Regions from separate parts of the Homo sapiens genome. Here region 2 is linked to region 1. Evidence: chromatin contacts called from ENCODE Hi-C or POLR2A ChIA-PET data. All regions are on one chromosome and are shown on one strand. Each heading gives the region's core, a stretch centred on a gene start or an enhancer-like site at or near the end of the contact. The rest is flanking DNA. Distances are from core to core; before and after follow the strand shown.

Region 1 (7,702 bases), core at 3,415-5,914:
TTCTGATCCTAGCAACAGAACCCTGGGTCCCTCTACTCACTCTGCCCCAGATAGGCAGACAGCCTTTCTCATGAGAAGCACCAACAGACAGAGCATGCCCAAGCTCATTCAGAACACACTTACTGGGCACCGTTACCCAACCATTGCACAGTCTTCAACTTGATGGTAAAAAGATCTACAGTACAAACGTTCTCAGGGTGCACTCTGTTGGAACCATTCACTATGGATATTGTTAGGGATGATTAGTGTACATCTATTGTTTGGGTTTATACTTCATGTTGTCCTTTTAGGAACATGAAACAGGGGTTTGGGAAAGGGACAAATTCAGAGACTCCATGACTTGTTCTGACCTGTGACCTTACCATCTCAGAAAAACTTAATAGAATTCAACAGTTATAGCTGATAATGCTCAAATATTTTGATAATTCTGAGATTTACCAAGGTTGCAGTTGGTCTAAGCTCAGAAGGTCAAAATAAAGAGATTCAGCACCTAGAAAGTACTATAGTTAATAGATAGCAGTGAATGGAGTCGGGTATTTTAAAATGTAATATTGGCATATCCCGGTTTCTGACTAGCTGAGGTCTGCCTGTCTGTCTACAGAGGCCTTTACTTCTCAAGCCCTTTGCCACTGGGTGGGAATGTCTCTGCAATCGAGGCCAGGCCTGGAAAGAGAGCAGCTGGTTGGGCTTTCCACAGAAGCAATAAGAAAGAGATCTACACAAGGGTGGAGTTGTCGGGGTAAAAGGAAAAGAACCCATTCTCTTCTTCCAGTAAGTTAACCAAATAATAAATTCACAGCCCTCCCCCAGTTCTGCCACCCAGAATCCTGAATGATGTGAATCCCAGGGTTCTGATAAGTCCAGGGAGTTATGGTCAGAGATTCTGAGAATGCGTTCTCTCATGCATGACATGAAATTTGGCATGAGGGAGGATACCAGTGGCAGCCACTTACTGTAAGCAAGCCGTCACTGAGTAGCCCTCTCACACACCCCTATTTTACCATAACTTCCAGAAGCTCTTTGTGTTGCTTGTAGTCATGGCCACCAAACACAATGTGGTCATCATTTCTTTCTTGGGTCAATAAGCTAAGCAAGTGAAAATGACTAACTCTATCATACACAGAAAATAGCAGTTAAACATATATAAAACTAAAAAATGGCCCGGCTCTTATCATTTAGACTGCTCCTAGCCCTGCAGTGTATGACACAGCCACAAAAACCAAAGGTCACTTCGCATTTCCAAAAGAAGAATGTGGCCATTTTACTTGTCAAGGATCGTGAGCTTTCAGTCAACTACCATCAGATTTGAAGTCAGTGGGATATGAAACATTTTAATTGTAACAGTTGTATGTGTGTGGACTCCAAGACTATAAATATGTGTTTTGCAAAAGGCAGAAAAATACATTTTTTTCCAGGTGCATATCTACTTTAAAAACCAGGTATTCTATCTGTGGATTACAACTTAAGAGGACTGCTAAACTTTCACAGCAAAATTAATTGCTGCCAGTTGGCTATCACCCTACAAATCAAGCAGATGACAATGTAGCAACCTAACAGTTTTCAGAAGACACAATGCCCATAATATGTATGTTTTAGAAGAAAATGAAGGCTTCCTGCTAAAAATATATAGCCCCAGAACTAGAATTGCAGCATTAATCAGCTCCTAAGAAACCCTGTTTATTATGTGCACTATTACATGTGTAAATAAATGCTTTGTGGTCCTAGATTCGATACACTGTTAAATCATCAATCTGAATTTTATAAAGATTCCACCTAGAAGTGGGGAGTGGGCAGATCAGAGGAAGAGAAATCATCTCCCATACCCATTCTGAACAATACAATGAGAAGCTATGCATAAGCCTGCGAACATTAACCTATCAGCTTATTCTTTCACTGAAGTATTTATATTTTTGATATTTATCGTGCACTTCAGCAAAAATCAACTTTAAAAAGTTATATGTCTTTGCAAAGCCTGGCAACAGTAGAAAAATGGGGAAATCCTATTGCACAAAAATTAATTTTGCAATGCAAAAAATATTTTTCTGGATAATTCGAGCCTTTATGTTTATTTCAGTAAAGCCAAATCCAGTGAACTATTTTCAGCCAGGATTAGTCAGAACTAAAAGGTTGGACTGTTTTCCTTCAGAGGCTGAATGTCTTTCCTGCCTGCAATAGGCCGGTGTGTTCCAGAGTAAATTGAATTGCCTTCAATTGCTTGTTTCTTTGTGGCATTTTTAATGCAGAACCCTAGTGACAGAGTAAGGTTTTGCTGTCTGGAAAGTAATTATTCTTTTCACTCATATAACCTGGCATTCTCGCAATGTATCAGCTTCAGGTTTTCCTTGAGAAAAATCACAATGTGGTGCATAGCGTTGTGACAAGAAATGCAATTCCATTCCACAAGACATTCTTAAAACTCTTTCAAAAATACCTACCGGGCAGTGAAAAAGTGCTTTGAATACTTGCATTATAGCTATCACCTGTTTGGTTTGCTTTTACATGAATAAGAAACCTTGGCCAATCTATAATCAAGCATACACATAGTCCAGATTCTTTTTCATCACTGACATACTACAGAAAGAAGGAACTCGGGCTGGGGAACCACAGTACAAATAAATTTCTGTTTAAATTGATTTATATATTTCACATATTTAGTACCAGCACCATACTCAATATCCAGGGAATATATAGAAATCTTAGACTTTAAATGAAATATTTCTGTCCATCTAAACTAATATAAAACACATGTTCTTCTTTTTCCAATACTTAAGTGAGCTGTCTGAGATTGTGCAAAGCCATCCTGTGATCCCAAGGGTGATGCCCTGTTTATAAACCCTGAGGGTTTCTGTGAGGTGTGAAATTGTTGTGAAACCATTTAAGAATCGTATTATTCAAAAATAGTAAATTTTGCCAAGAAACAGAGAGAGTTCCAGGATGGATGCTGTGAAAGGCAGAGGCGAGGAAGAAAGAGACATCAGGCCCACTTCCCTCAGCACCAAAGGCTTCCCTGCTCTTTCTCCTCATATCTCTCTACAAAATTACCTCTTAAAATTAGTTAGGATCCTGTGAGATTCTGCTCCTGTGTATCCCCTGGGTGATTTTATGCCGACTATAAATCATTAGCTAGTCTCTCAACCCTGGAAGGTACAGAGCGCAGGCATGTGGATGCATGCCGAAACACTTTTACTAGCCAAGTTGCTAAGTGGTGAGTTCCTTTTCAAATATCAAAACCACTCTTCTCTCCATCCCAATTCTAGCCCGGTTATTGGAGGGAAGAAAAAGTCACTGCATATTTGCTTTGGAAAAGAACTAAAGCTTGCTGATGTGCAATCTGTGTCCTTCTGCTCTTGCACATCCATACACATTAAGGAAATTCAAAGTTGGTACCTGGCTGGCATCTCCTTTCCAAGATTTTACAGAGTGTGGCAGACTGATCACCTGCTGGGATGGATCGTGTACCTTTGCAGAAGGAAATATAGCAATGGAGAGCCACTAACCATGAAAGAAATCTTCCCCTTCCTCAAGCTGAAGGGGAACCCCATCTCATGGATACCTAGACCCCCACGCATGCAAACTCCATGGGCCGAGTTAGGAAAAAACACACGTACGCAAAGCAAGCCGGGCCTTCAAGAGAGGTCACCCCTTGCGCTTCGGAAACTCACCGTACACTTGTTGGGCTTCTCCCCAGAGTGGACTCTCATGTGGATCAGCAGTTTATAGCGGGCGTTGAAGGGCTTGTATCTTCGAGGGCAACCGGCCCAGAAGCAAGTGAAGTCCTCCCCTTTGCGCTGGTCGATGTGGACCTTCTCGATGTGCCGCACGAGCTCCTCCTGCTGGTCGTACAGGGCGCTGCAGTCGATCCAGCGGCAGCAATGCTTGCCCCCGATGCCGTCCATCTCCCCGTCGTCGTCCAGGGTGGCCTGGGGCAAGGCCAGCTGCTGGGCGTGGGGCCCGAGCTCCGGGTGGTGAAGGTGCGCATGGGCATGGTAAGGGGGTGGGGGGCCTGGGGGCGGCGGCAGAGGAGGGAGCGGAGGCGCGGGGGGTAGGTCTACGGTGCTGCCCGGGAACTCCTCCAGGCGTTCGGTCTTGAACAGGCCGGCCGACTGGCTGTCGGGGCCCGGCAGGCCATGCTGCACCACCATGTGGTTGACCAGGCCTGGCTGCAGGCCGCCGTGCTCCAGCTGTTGCATGCGCTCGTGCTCCAGGGCCCCGTCCTCGCCGTAGGCCGGCAGCGCCAGGCCTCCAGGGGCCACCAGCACGCCCTTCTGGCTGCCGGGCACCGGGCGCGGCTGGGGAATGCAGCTGCCGCGCACGCCCAGGAAATGCCCGTAGACCTCCGGCTGCGGGGACAGGTTGGCCGGCGAAGCCCTCGACCCGTTGATGTAGGCCACCAAGGACGTGGGCGACGTGCGGATGATGGTATTGAAATCTATCCCGATGCCATCGGACAGCGGGGACAAGGACAGCGCTCTCTTCTTGGAGCGGGCCGAGTGGGACCTGGTGGATGAGTGCCGAGGACTAGGGTAAGGAGAGTGGCTACTTTCCGTGCCAAAAAGGTAGGATGGTAATGAGTTAGAGACACTATTGCTGGACATGGATGTCCCGGGAGGAAGGCTAAGGAGATCCCCTAGATCAAGGCCATTCTGAGAGCCGTGGTTGGAGAGCGAAGGGAGGGCCCTGTAGCCCTGGGACCACTCCTGCTTCATGCTTGAGGCCGACTGACTTTCCGTCAGACTCAAGGTCGTGGACGCCAAAGACTCACGCGAAATAAGGGACCTGGAACAGCAGCCAGAAAGGAAGAAAAAAAAAAGATAAACATTTTAGCAGGATACGGATTGCTTAAGAGCTAAAAGAACACTGCATTGACAATCCCTTAAGTATTTCCCCTAATTACATTCTGTGCTAAACACACATTCTTGGGCTAAGATAAAATCCAAGGCTTCCAGTTCCAGGTAAATAACATTTTACCAAGAAGAACAATAAAACCTAATGCTCACTGAAATAATGTAACAAAAGATCTATTGTTATAAATAATCTTAATACTTGAGTAATAAATAGTCCTTGCTTTATTTTTAAATAACTTTTTCAATATGGGGGAAAAAGGATAGAGACCTGGGAAAAATTACTGATACCTGTCAAAGCCAACCAAATAAGTATTTGTTGAGCACCTACTATGTGCAGCATGTTATGACAGGCTTTGCAGAATCTCAGCCTTCAAGTAAAATCTATTTGGGAAAGTAACATATAAACTCATGCTTTATTTGAAAAAAAGTAAATCCTCAAAGTCAAAGGGTTGTCCAGGGGACTTAATAATTTCACAATTTAGTTTCACTGATATTAAGGAATTACTCTGATTTTTTTAAAGATAGTAATTCACATTGCCAGTAATTAGTTACATCAAATCACCCCAGAAAATGAAAACAATATAAAAAGCAGCTATAATATATAAGGGAGTAACAAACTGATAACAAGTCATATCTGGAATTATGCATTAGAGCCATTCGGGATTTAATCACACTTGCTAGTTGGGTTTTCTGTGAACTCTCGTCCTTAAATCCAAGCAGCTTTGGGCCAAGAGCAGATCGTTCACTTTCTGTAATTGACTTTTGCAACAATTCCTCTCCTATTCTTCTTACCCTTTACAAACACACCCTATGTCTCACAATATATTATCTGCATATCAAAATGGTTCATAATGTAGCTCTGGTCACTTTAAAATTCATTTTGCTTTACTGTGACATTGTTGCCTTGAAAATAAAAATCACTTCTTGATCTTTTGGCTAACTTTAAGTGTGAAAATAATTGAGAAGAAAAGATACGTCCCTTGGAAGGAAAATTTGCCACAGAGGCAAGACATAACACGCTGTATTTCTTGACTCAGACATGGTGTGTATCAGAAGAACCTGGCTTATTATATGTACCTGCATTGACTTTCTACTGAAGTCTTTTTTACTGACAAAAAATTAATCACAACAAAACGTTATATAAAACGTGTCTTCTCAAAATGAACACATTGTTTCCAGCTGTTAAACATCAACCTGTCTCAAAGGAACTGAGGTAAAAGAAGCATTTTCATCCCACCTGTTCATCTTACTCTGTTTCACAAAATGGAGGCCACAAACACCATTTCATACAAGCATATGATATTAGCAAGAAAAACATCTCAGCTCCAAAATGCACAGTACAAGGTGATAACACCATCATCAACGAGATGTTACCATCGAGTGAAGTAATGTTTACCAAAGACAAACACAGCAGGAATTTACATCCAGTTGCCCTTGACATAGATTTTCCTCTTGGTCCACATCCTTAAATTCGGGTTGTAGTCTTTTTGCAACCTCCACAGTGGTTCTGGAACCATCTAGTTTTTAATTCCCCACGGACACTTTTCAATTATTTTCCCAGCACACTTGCAGCATGTGGCTCTTCCTGCAGAGCTCAGCTGAAGGCTCCTGGTGATTGGATGTCAAGGGCCTTTTGGTCTCTTCCCCAGCAAGATCGAGGAATTGCTTTCGGACCCAAACTAAATTAGTAGTCCTATCGTATATGAGACAGAGACAACTGACTGCTTTACACCCGCAGGTTGAGAAGGTTCATAGAACATAAAGAACCAGAGCTTTGGCAGAGCTACATGCCTGAATGGATGCACATTCTCAGGTGCTACAATTGCCTGTCACTGTCATACTGGAGCATATTAGATTGTTAAGTCATGACTAACAGACAGAAGTATGTTATCCACCTATATATACTTTGCTTATAAAATTGTATTATTTGGTTTCAGGGCAGCCTATAGTGAAACGTTCATTTGCTCCACTGTTGAGAGATGATTCTTATTTCTCTCAAATTATACTTAAATATGGCTCAATCAAAATCTGCACATAAAGCCATGCAGGCACATTATATAACTTTTTGGGCATCTGAGTTTTCTAAGACAATTATATATTTTTCAGAAAGCAAATTCTATATTCTATTCATTAAAGTATTAATATGAACAGAGAACTCTCTTCTATCTCAAACACCTAATGAGAACAAAACTTCCCCAAATGGCCTTTGCCTAGCAGCCAGTCTTCCTCCTGTGTGATTACTCAGATCTTTTAATCTTTCAAAGCTCTAATCCATGACATCTCTCCCCAGTACACTAGCTCCCAGTGGAAGTTCTCTTCCCAAAGAAGTTATATACTGTCTGCAATGTGTCTTAAATGTAGTTAACTTCAGGCATCTGTGGGTGTTATATTCTTCAATAAATTTCAAAGTCTTTTAACAGAAGGGATCATTTTTATCTTCCCAGTGCCTGCCAGAATGTAAGATACATACTAAGTACTCAAAAAACTGTTGATTAGGAAAGTAAATAAGTAATCAATATAGTGACAACAGAACATTATTTATGGCACTCACAAAGCATTTTCCCTATATATGATCTCATTTGATACAACCTGTCAGTTAAGTAAACTGGATTTTAAAAATAACTTCTATTTTACAAAGAATAAAACAGGGTTTGGGAAATTTCTCCCAGTGACACACACACACACACACACACACACACACACACACACACACCCCAAAGTTCTTAGAGAAATACAAGTGAAGCTGTGCTTGATAGGCAGTGACCTACTGGATCATACACATTCTCTATTGTTTTCTTTACATTGTATCCCACATGTCACCCACAATGCTCTGCTTAATTGAAAGACCTGGTATAACA
Region 2 (7,702 bases), core at 2,472-4,971, 220 kb after region 1:
ATTGAACCAGATTTAACAGGATAAGGTGATTCTTCCCTCATTCCAGCCTTGGTGTTTGTATCCAGTTCCAAGAAATTCAGTTAGTTAATACAGAGCTATGACAACCTAAGGTAAAAATTTGCGGACTTCGGTAAATTTACTTGGTGACAGGTGATGAAGAAGAAAGGGCAGGGAGCAAGCAGTTAGAAAACCTGAGTTTGGAGATGATGTGCTGTGAGATCTTGAGTAAGTCATTACACCTCTGTGGGCCTCCATTTCCCAATCTGTTTGTTACCCATAAGCCACATGGCATGATATTAAAGTAGGGTCACAATAGCAGTAGAAAGCAATAGTTCTCTGGCTCTAGCCCACTGCCAACTCTTCTCCCTGACCTAATCTTGGGAGTCTCCAAAAAGCATCTCATGTGGATTCAAAATCAGTCCTCTCCATGGCCACATGTGATATATGGGTTTCCTCTTCTTTAGCTCTGAATACTTTCAGAGATCTCTATGGCTAAGCTATCTATCCACTAAGCCCCTGGTGCTGCTGTAACTAGCATTAAAGTTGCTCCACAGGGCCAAAGCCACCAGGCCAGGCCAGGTCACCAATACTCTGGGTGGCAGTTCTGGGTCAGGGACCTGGATCCCTTAGGATCATTGCTACAGTTTCTGGTGCCAGACCCTGAGGGCACTGATACATGTGTCGGGGTGTTGATATCACCCTTTCTCTTGGCATCCTCACATGAGCCCTGAAACTGAATATATAGTTTCCGTTTTATGGAAAAGGAAAGTAAGACTCAGGAAGATAAAACAACAAAACCAAGACTGCAAAACCAGTAAGCGACAGAACTAGGGTTTAGACCCAGATCCACCTAACTCCAAACCTTGCCATTCCTCAAAACTATCACTTATGGGAAACGTGCGATGTTCACTGCTCCAGAGCTCATGTCCCAAGTCCTATACAATTTGTATATTCCTTTAGTTGGCAAGTTTTTATGATAGTAGAGAGATGTTCATACTAATTACACTACAGATCTGCTAAAAAGATCTATGAAAAGAGGTCTACAAAGTTATCTGTCAATTCTACATGAATACTCATATATTCTGATAAGGAAGACACTAACTCACTAAATTCCAAGAGAAAAATAGATCAAGTAAATGGACAATTTCCAGAGGACAGAATATAAATGACTAATAAATATTTAAAAATCTAATATTACTAGTAAATGTTTTTAAATGCACTAAAATGAGATACTACTTTTAACCTATCAAATTAGGAAAAGAAAATACTCAGAGTTGGTAGTGTCATTGGCTTCTAGTGCACAAACAAATTGGTACAACTTTTCCCGAAAGTAATTTGGCAACACATAGAATCATTAAAAGTGCAAATCATTTAACCCCAAAACTCTCATTCTGGGACACAGTCCTGAGGAAATAATCAGAAGCTCAGAAAAATACTTTATCTACAAAGACCTTCACCAAAGTGTTAATTATTGTAACAAAGCTGGAAATAACATAAATGTCTAACAATCAGAAAATAGTTAATTAAATACAGCCATATGATTAGATAGTATGCAGCTATTAAAGTGATATGGTCAAAAAATTAATGACATAGGAAATGTTCATTTGAAAATAAAGATACAAAATCGTACGGACAGTATTTTCATACTTTTGATTTAAACGAATGAAGGCAATATTTTGCAATGATTCTGAACATTTCTATGTACTCTACAATGATGTATATTTCCTTTATAATCAAAAAAATATATCTAACAAACAAAAAGCTTCAGGCTCCTTCCGGTCATTTTTTCTGACATGCTGAGTTGGACAAGGGCCTCAAGCATCACTGAAGTAAAAGAACATGGAGGATCCCTTTGGGCCAATATCTGACTCATTCTACCATATCACAAGGCCAGACAAAAGCTGATTAATGTTCATAATAATGATCACAATAGTAGCATAATAGTAGAGGTGGTAGCAACCAGTTTTGTTTACTCAGTACCAGGCTCCACTATCCATCTTTCAGATATGTTGTATCATTTAATCCTCACAAAACTCTATGAGGCAACTATTACCCCCATTTGAAAGATGAAGAAACTGGGGTTCAAAGAGATGAAAATATTTGCCCCAAACCACACAGCTTATGTGACCAAGCAGGAGCTAGGACCCAGATCTGATTTCCCAGGATGGTTTGCTCTTTCTCTAATGTCTAACTGGTAAGATTGGCAAGGCTGTGTGTGTGTGTGTGTGTGTGTGTGTGTGTGTGTGTGTTTAGTTTTGAAATGCAAAAACTGTATTTGTCCATAGCATGACTTCTTTTCACAGGAGTCAGGACACCTGATTCTAATCCTATCGCTTCTCCTGACTAGACAAGTTTCCTTGAACAAGGCATATCCCATTGAGATTTTGCTGCTGCTATGTGTTGGCAGTGTTGGACTAGATGAGTTTCCTTTAAGCTTAGCTTGTTAAAACACAGCTTTCAGGTCTTTCTGTAGACCTACTGAATGAGACTTTCTGGTAACAAAATTATACGTATATATAGAGAGATAGATGGATTTCTATTATATATGTGTGTACACACACACACACACACACATACACACACACACACACACACAATTTTTTAAACAAGCTCCCTGGATTATTCTTATTCAGGATGAGAATTCAGCTCAGGACTGGTATTTGGGAGTCACCATACTAGACAACCTATGAGGTACTGTTCATATCTACTAGTCAATGACTGTATAGGGCCCCAAACTTGAAGTCAAGATGTGGCTACCACTGAATTTCAAATAGGTCTGGAAGAATCTAAAGGGCATGTGACTTGTTCACAGGCATTGTTCTGCATGAAGTTTGGGGACAGACCCAGGGAGAAAAAGGAACTGGGGGAAAATAGTGTAAGTACTGGAGATTGGTTCCTGTAGCCAGCCCCATGGGAGAAGGAGCTGCAAGTAGAAAGTAGAGGAACCAAAAATATAGCCTCATATTGTATCACCTAAGGAGCCTGGAAAAAGCACTGTTGCTTGGGTCCCAGCTCCAGAGATCCTTATTTAATTGGTTTGGGGTATGTGCCTGAGTCTTGGGATTTTTTTTAAAGCTCCCCAAGTGATTCCATTTTGAAGCTAAGATTGAGATTCTGCATTAACACACAAGGACACAAAGCCTTCAAAATGAGACGGCTTTATGTGTTACAGGCTTACCCTTAAAACTATGTTGAAAAGCGGCATTTCAAGGACCCTCCTGGTGAGTTCATGAAGCAAAATAATCATGTTCAAAACAATTGAGACTGTCCATACAACACTACCTCGATATGTTTGGGAGGATAAACTCAACACCTCAGTCATGATTTAGTGGCTTGGCTTATATATTTGGTGGCATAGATAGAATTCTGTCCCCAGGTGTGTAAGTCACATGAAGCCAGTCCTCAATGACTGGATTTGTCTTCTTCACTGAAGTGAATTGATCTGTTGTTTTGTCACTATGTAGCTAAAGCCAGTGGGAGGGTGCCAGTTATTTGGAGAAAATGTTTCATTTTGAAGTACCAAAGACAGCCGATGAATTGTGTTCATGAAATACATGCTTCACTCTACTTTTTAATTTGCTCCTGTTTAAGTTAACTGAGAGTTTCGTCTTTATTTTTAAAGAATGACATTTATATAGACGTTCAAACTGCCAATCTGTTACATAAACAGCCTTGTTTTTTGAAGGGCTGGCGCCGCCTAGAGGCCAAATAGGTGCAGAGGTTTGGATTGCTAACCGGAAAGAACCTCTCCAACCTGTTGCTTCTGGTCCTTCTGTGATCCGTCTCTGTTGTGTGTATTTAGGGTCAGGTAAAGCTAATCAGACTTTTCATTGAGCAAAGTTTCCCAAGCAAGGGTGGAGATGCCACAGTGACATTTCAAAGCCAGATAACAATGCAATGATGGGATTTGGGAAGTTTGGTACAAAAGAAGCTTCTCACTGGGATCAAAACGTGCCCAGAGAACCAGAAACTGTAGGGGGAGGGAAGGGGGAGGGGAGGGGAGGGGGAGGGGGGAGGGGGAGGGGAGGGGAGGGGGTAGGGGAGGGGTGGGGGAGGGGAGGGGGAGGGAAAGGAAAGGAAAGGAAAAGAAAAGAGACAGAAAGGTAAAGCAAGTTTTTGGTGGGTAGTTTCCTAGAGTGAACTTAAGAGCAAACATTCTCTCATTTGGTATTGACCAAGACACAAAGACTAGGGAGAAGTCAACATTTAATACCAGCTGACAAGCGGCTTTGCTTCTTGCTCATCAGTGAATTCACCATGTCCTCACGGCTTGGCTTAGCATGAGGTTGATATTCCCCTAGAATCTCTGGATCTATTCCCTTTTTCTACAGCCTTCTCCATACTTTTAATATTTTCTTTCTTACATGGCCAACTTTTAATTACCACAGGGGAACAGAGTTAGTATGTATTTTTTAAATCTCTGAATAATCCAAAACGTCTGTACCCAGATAGAAGTTTAGGAATTACAAATCAAATGAGAAAAAAAAAAAAAAGTATGTCATTTTCCTTTATTTGCCATGACTGATGTCATCTGACTTTTGAGCTGAATAGAAGTGAGGGGGTGGGGGAAAACTTCAACTTCCCAATTAAAAGGCAACTCAATTCCAGGATGAAACATTCTTTTATTTTGTCTTACCCAGTGTCTTTGGGGCAAATTCCTCATCTTTCAGGATGCATCCTCCATCCCTGTTCTCCTTGCCCGGATGGTTCCTGGGTCTAGGGTTAAGCTTCTGTGTATTTGTGGTGGCAGGACAGCAGGAATGAGGGAGTGAGGGTGATGGTCCATGTGCTCATCTCCACATCCACGCTATTAACCACCATGGACACTTGAACCTGGAGACCGTTGTCGGAACCAGATCCCACCTGATTCTTGTTTTTGTTTAATTTTTTTGGAGACAGAGTCTCGCTCTGTCACCCATCACCCAGGCTGGAGTTCAGTGGCACTATCTCAACTCACTGAACCTCCGCCTCCTGGGTTCAAGCAATTGTCCCTGCCTCAGCCACCCAAGTAGCTAGGATTATAGGTGTGGGTGACCCCTCCTGGCTAATTTTTGTATTATTAGTATAGATGGGGTTTCGCCATGTTGGCCAGGCTGGTCTCAAACACCTGCCTCGGCCTCCCAAAGTGCTGGGATTATAGGTGTGAGCCACCGTGCCTGGCCTCACCTGATATTTTAGCAACTCTGCAAACACCCACAACTGGCATCTGACATCCTTGAATAGCCTCTGGACTGCAAGTCTTTCTTCCCTCTAATCCAAATGATCTGTTATCTCTTCTGGTCCAATGGTATGCTTAGAACTTATGTGTTTCCTTTTTGGGGACAGACTTTCCTAGTTGCATTATCTGATCCACAGGCTTGTGCAATACTCTCTAGGACAAAACAAGACTGCTCTCTATCCATCTACTTCCACTTCTTCTTCAGCCATTTCCAACCTATCTGGCATCACTGGAGCTTAAAGCTCTCCTGGCTTGCACTCACACGAGTGAAAGATAAGCTCTATTACCCTGGGATTACACACTTGTAGTTATCAGGCAACATCTGACCCTGTTCAAATCAACTCTCCTTCTTCTCCAGGCTGATGTGCACACAGCTCATTGTGTGCTGGAGAAAAACTCACCATTGTGAAGACTTGTCTCATTTCACATTCAAGGTCACTGATCTCCAGTAGATCCTTAATGCTGCCCTATATCATTTTTTCTCCCACTCTCCTCCATGACTTATTTCCCTCATTCTCTTCTGTCCTCAGACCCCTAGCACTTCCTCACCTATACTCACTTCCATCCAATGCATCCAATCCAAGCTCATCCCATTTATTGATAATTTGAAAACCAATAGAAAAAGACCACAGTCTTACAACCAGTGCCTCTGGCCAGCTCTGATAACTGTGCCCAGGTACTCTGCCTTCCCTCCTATGAACAAGCAATCAGTTCTAAGGAAAATTCCTCCACTTCAGCATTAGATCCCATGGCCAACAAATGGGATCTCCGCTTTTTTTTCTGTCATCACCTTTTTCCCACGTTACTGATTAAATCTCATAACAGTTAAGCATACTACATGCTTGTTGACCACGTATATGTCTTCTTTTGAGAAGTATCTGTTCATGTCCTTTGCCCATCTTTTAATGGGGATGTATGTTTTTGCTTGTTAATTTGCTTAAGTTCCTTGTGGATTCTGGATATTAGACCTTTGTTGGATGCATACTTTGCAAATATTTTCTCCCATTCTGTAGTTTGTCTGTTTAATCTGTGGATAGTTTCTTTTGCTGTGCAGAGGCTCTTTAGTTTAATTAGGTCCCATTTGTCAATTTTTATTATTGCTTTTGGCACTTTTGTCATGAAATCTTTTGTCAAGGCCTATGTCCAGAATGGCATTTCCTAGGTTATCTTTCAGGGTTTTTATAGTTTTGGGTTTTACATTTAGGTCTTTAACCCATCTTGAGTTAATTTTTGTGTATGATGAAAGGAAGGGATCCAGGTTCAATCTTCTGCACGCGGCTAGCCAGTTATCCCAGCACCATTTATGGCCTGGTGCTTTCATCGCTTTCCCCATTGCCTGTTCTTGTTGATTTTGTCAAAGGTTGGGTGATTGTAGGTGTGTGGCTTTATTTCTGGGTTCTCTATTCTGTTCCATTGGTCTATGTGTCTGTGTACCACTACCATGCTATTTGGGTTACTGCGGTCTTGTAGTATAAAGTTGGGTAACGTGATCTCTCCAGTGCTTAGAATTCTAACTTTTTGCTTAGAATTGCTGTGGCTATTTCAGCTGTTTTTTTGGTTCCATATGAATACTATAATAGTTCTTTTCTAATTCTGTGAAGAATGTCATTGGTGGTTTAATAGGAATAGCATTAAATCTGTAAATTGCTTTGGGCAGTATGGCCATTTTAACAATATTGATTCTTCCAATCCATGAGCATGGCATGTTTTTGCATTTGTTTGTGTCATCTCTGATTTCAGCAGTGTTTTGTAATTCTCACTGTAGAGATCTTTTACCTCCCTGATTAGCTGTATTCATAGGTATTTTATTTTGTGTGTGTGGCTATTGTGAATGGGATTGTGTTCTTGATTTGGCTCTCAGCTTGGGCATTTTTGATTATAGAAATGCTACTGATTTTTGTACACTGGTTTTGTATCCTCAAACTTTGCTGAAGTTGTTTATCAGATCTAGGAGCTTTTGGGCATATGAAAAAATGTTTAACATTGATAATCATTAGAGAAAAGCAAATCAAAACCACAGTGAGGCCCAGGCATGGTGGCTCATGCCTACAATCCCAGCACTGTGGGAGGCCAAGGCAGGAGGATCACTTGAGCCCATGAATTTGAGACCAGCCTGGGCAACATAGCAAGACCTCATCTCTTCAAAAAAAAATTAAAAAATTAGTCAGGCACGGTGGCACACCCCTGTGGTCCCAGCTACTTGAAAGGCTGAGGTGGGAAGATTGCTTGAGCCCAGGAGTTCGAGGCTTCAGTAAGCTCTGATTGTGCCACTGCACTCCAGCATGGGCAACAGAGCTAGCACCTGTCTCAACAAAACAAAACAAAACAATGAGATACTATCTCACACCAGTCAGAATGGCTATTATAAAAGGTAAAAAAATAACATGCTGCGAGAGTTGTGGAGAAAAAGGAATGCTTATACACTGCTGGCAGAAATGTAAACTAGTTCAGCTACAGTGGAAAGCAGTTTGGCGATTACTCAAA

What was found. Hi-C counts contacts between places; a loop is a spot of excess contacts on that map. ChIA-PET counts read pairs that join two places held with the same protein, here RNA polymerase II (POLR2A). Pooled maps may share reads with other maps.
Region 2: a pooled map shows a loop between it and region 1 (4-fold over the local background). The contact joins two enhancer-like sites. A Hi-C loop is called at or near these places in 1 of 37 single-sample maps with no recorded cell type and 6 of 50 pooled maps. POLR2A ChIA-PET finds 5 or more read pairs at or near these places in 1 of 52 experiments (activated CD4-positive, alpha-beta T cell).

The regions. Positions count from the first base shown.
Region 1 is chr9:4,114,106-4,121,807 of GRCh38, forward strand. It overlaps GLIS3 (GLIS family zinc finger 3), which reads right to left. Exons shown (of 11, transcript NM_001042413.2): 4 at 3,663-4,776. Among named protein-coding and RNA genes, the nearest start is that of GLIS3-AS2, 180 kb to the right of the region's middle. Within about 2 kb of position 4,665, at least 5 of the 41 ENCODE cell types and tissues checked have a DNase peak (open chromatin) inside an H3K27ac peak, as active enhancers do.
Region 2 is chr9:4,335,815-4,343,516 of GRCh38, forward strand. It overlaps a transcript of GLIS3 not described here. Among named protein-coding and RNA genes, the nearest start is that of GLIS3, 40 kb to the left of the region's middle. RefSeq lists an enhancer at 3,575-3,869. Within about 2 kb of position 3,722, at least 4 of the 41 ENCODE cell types and tissues checked have a DNase peak (open chromatin) inside an H3K27ac peak, as active enhancers do.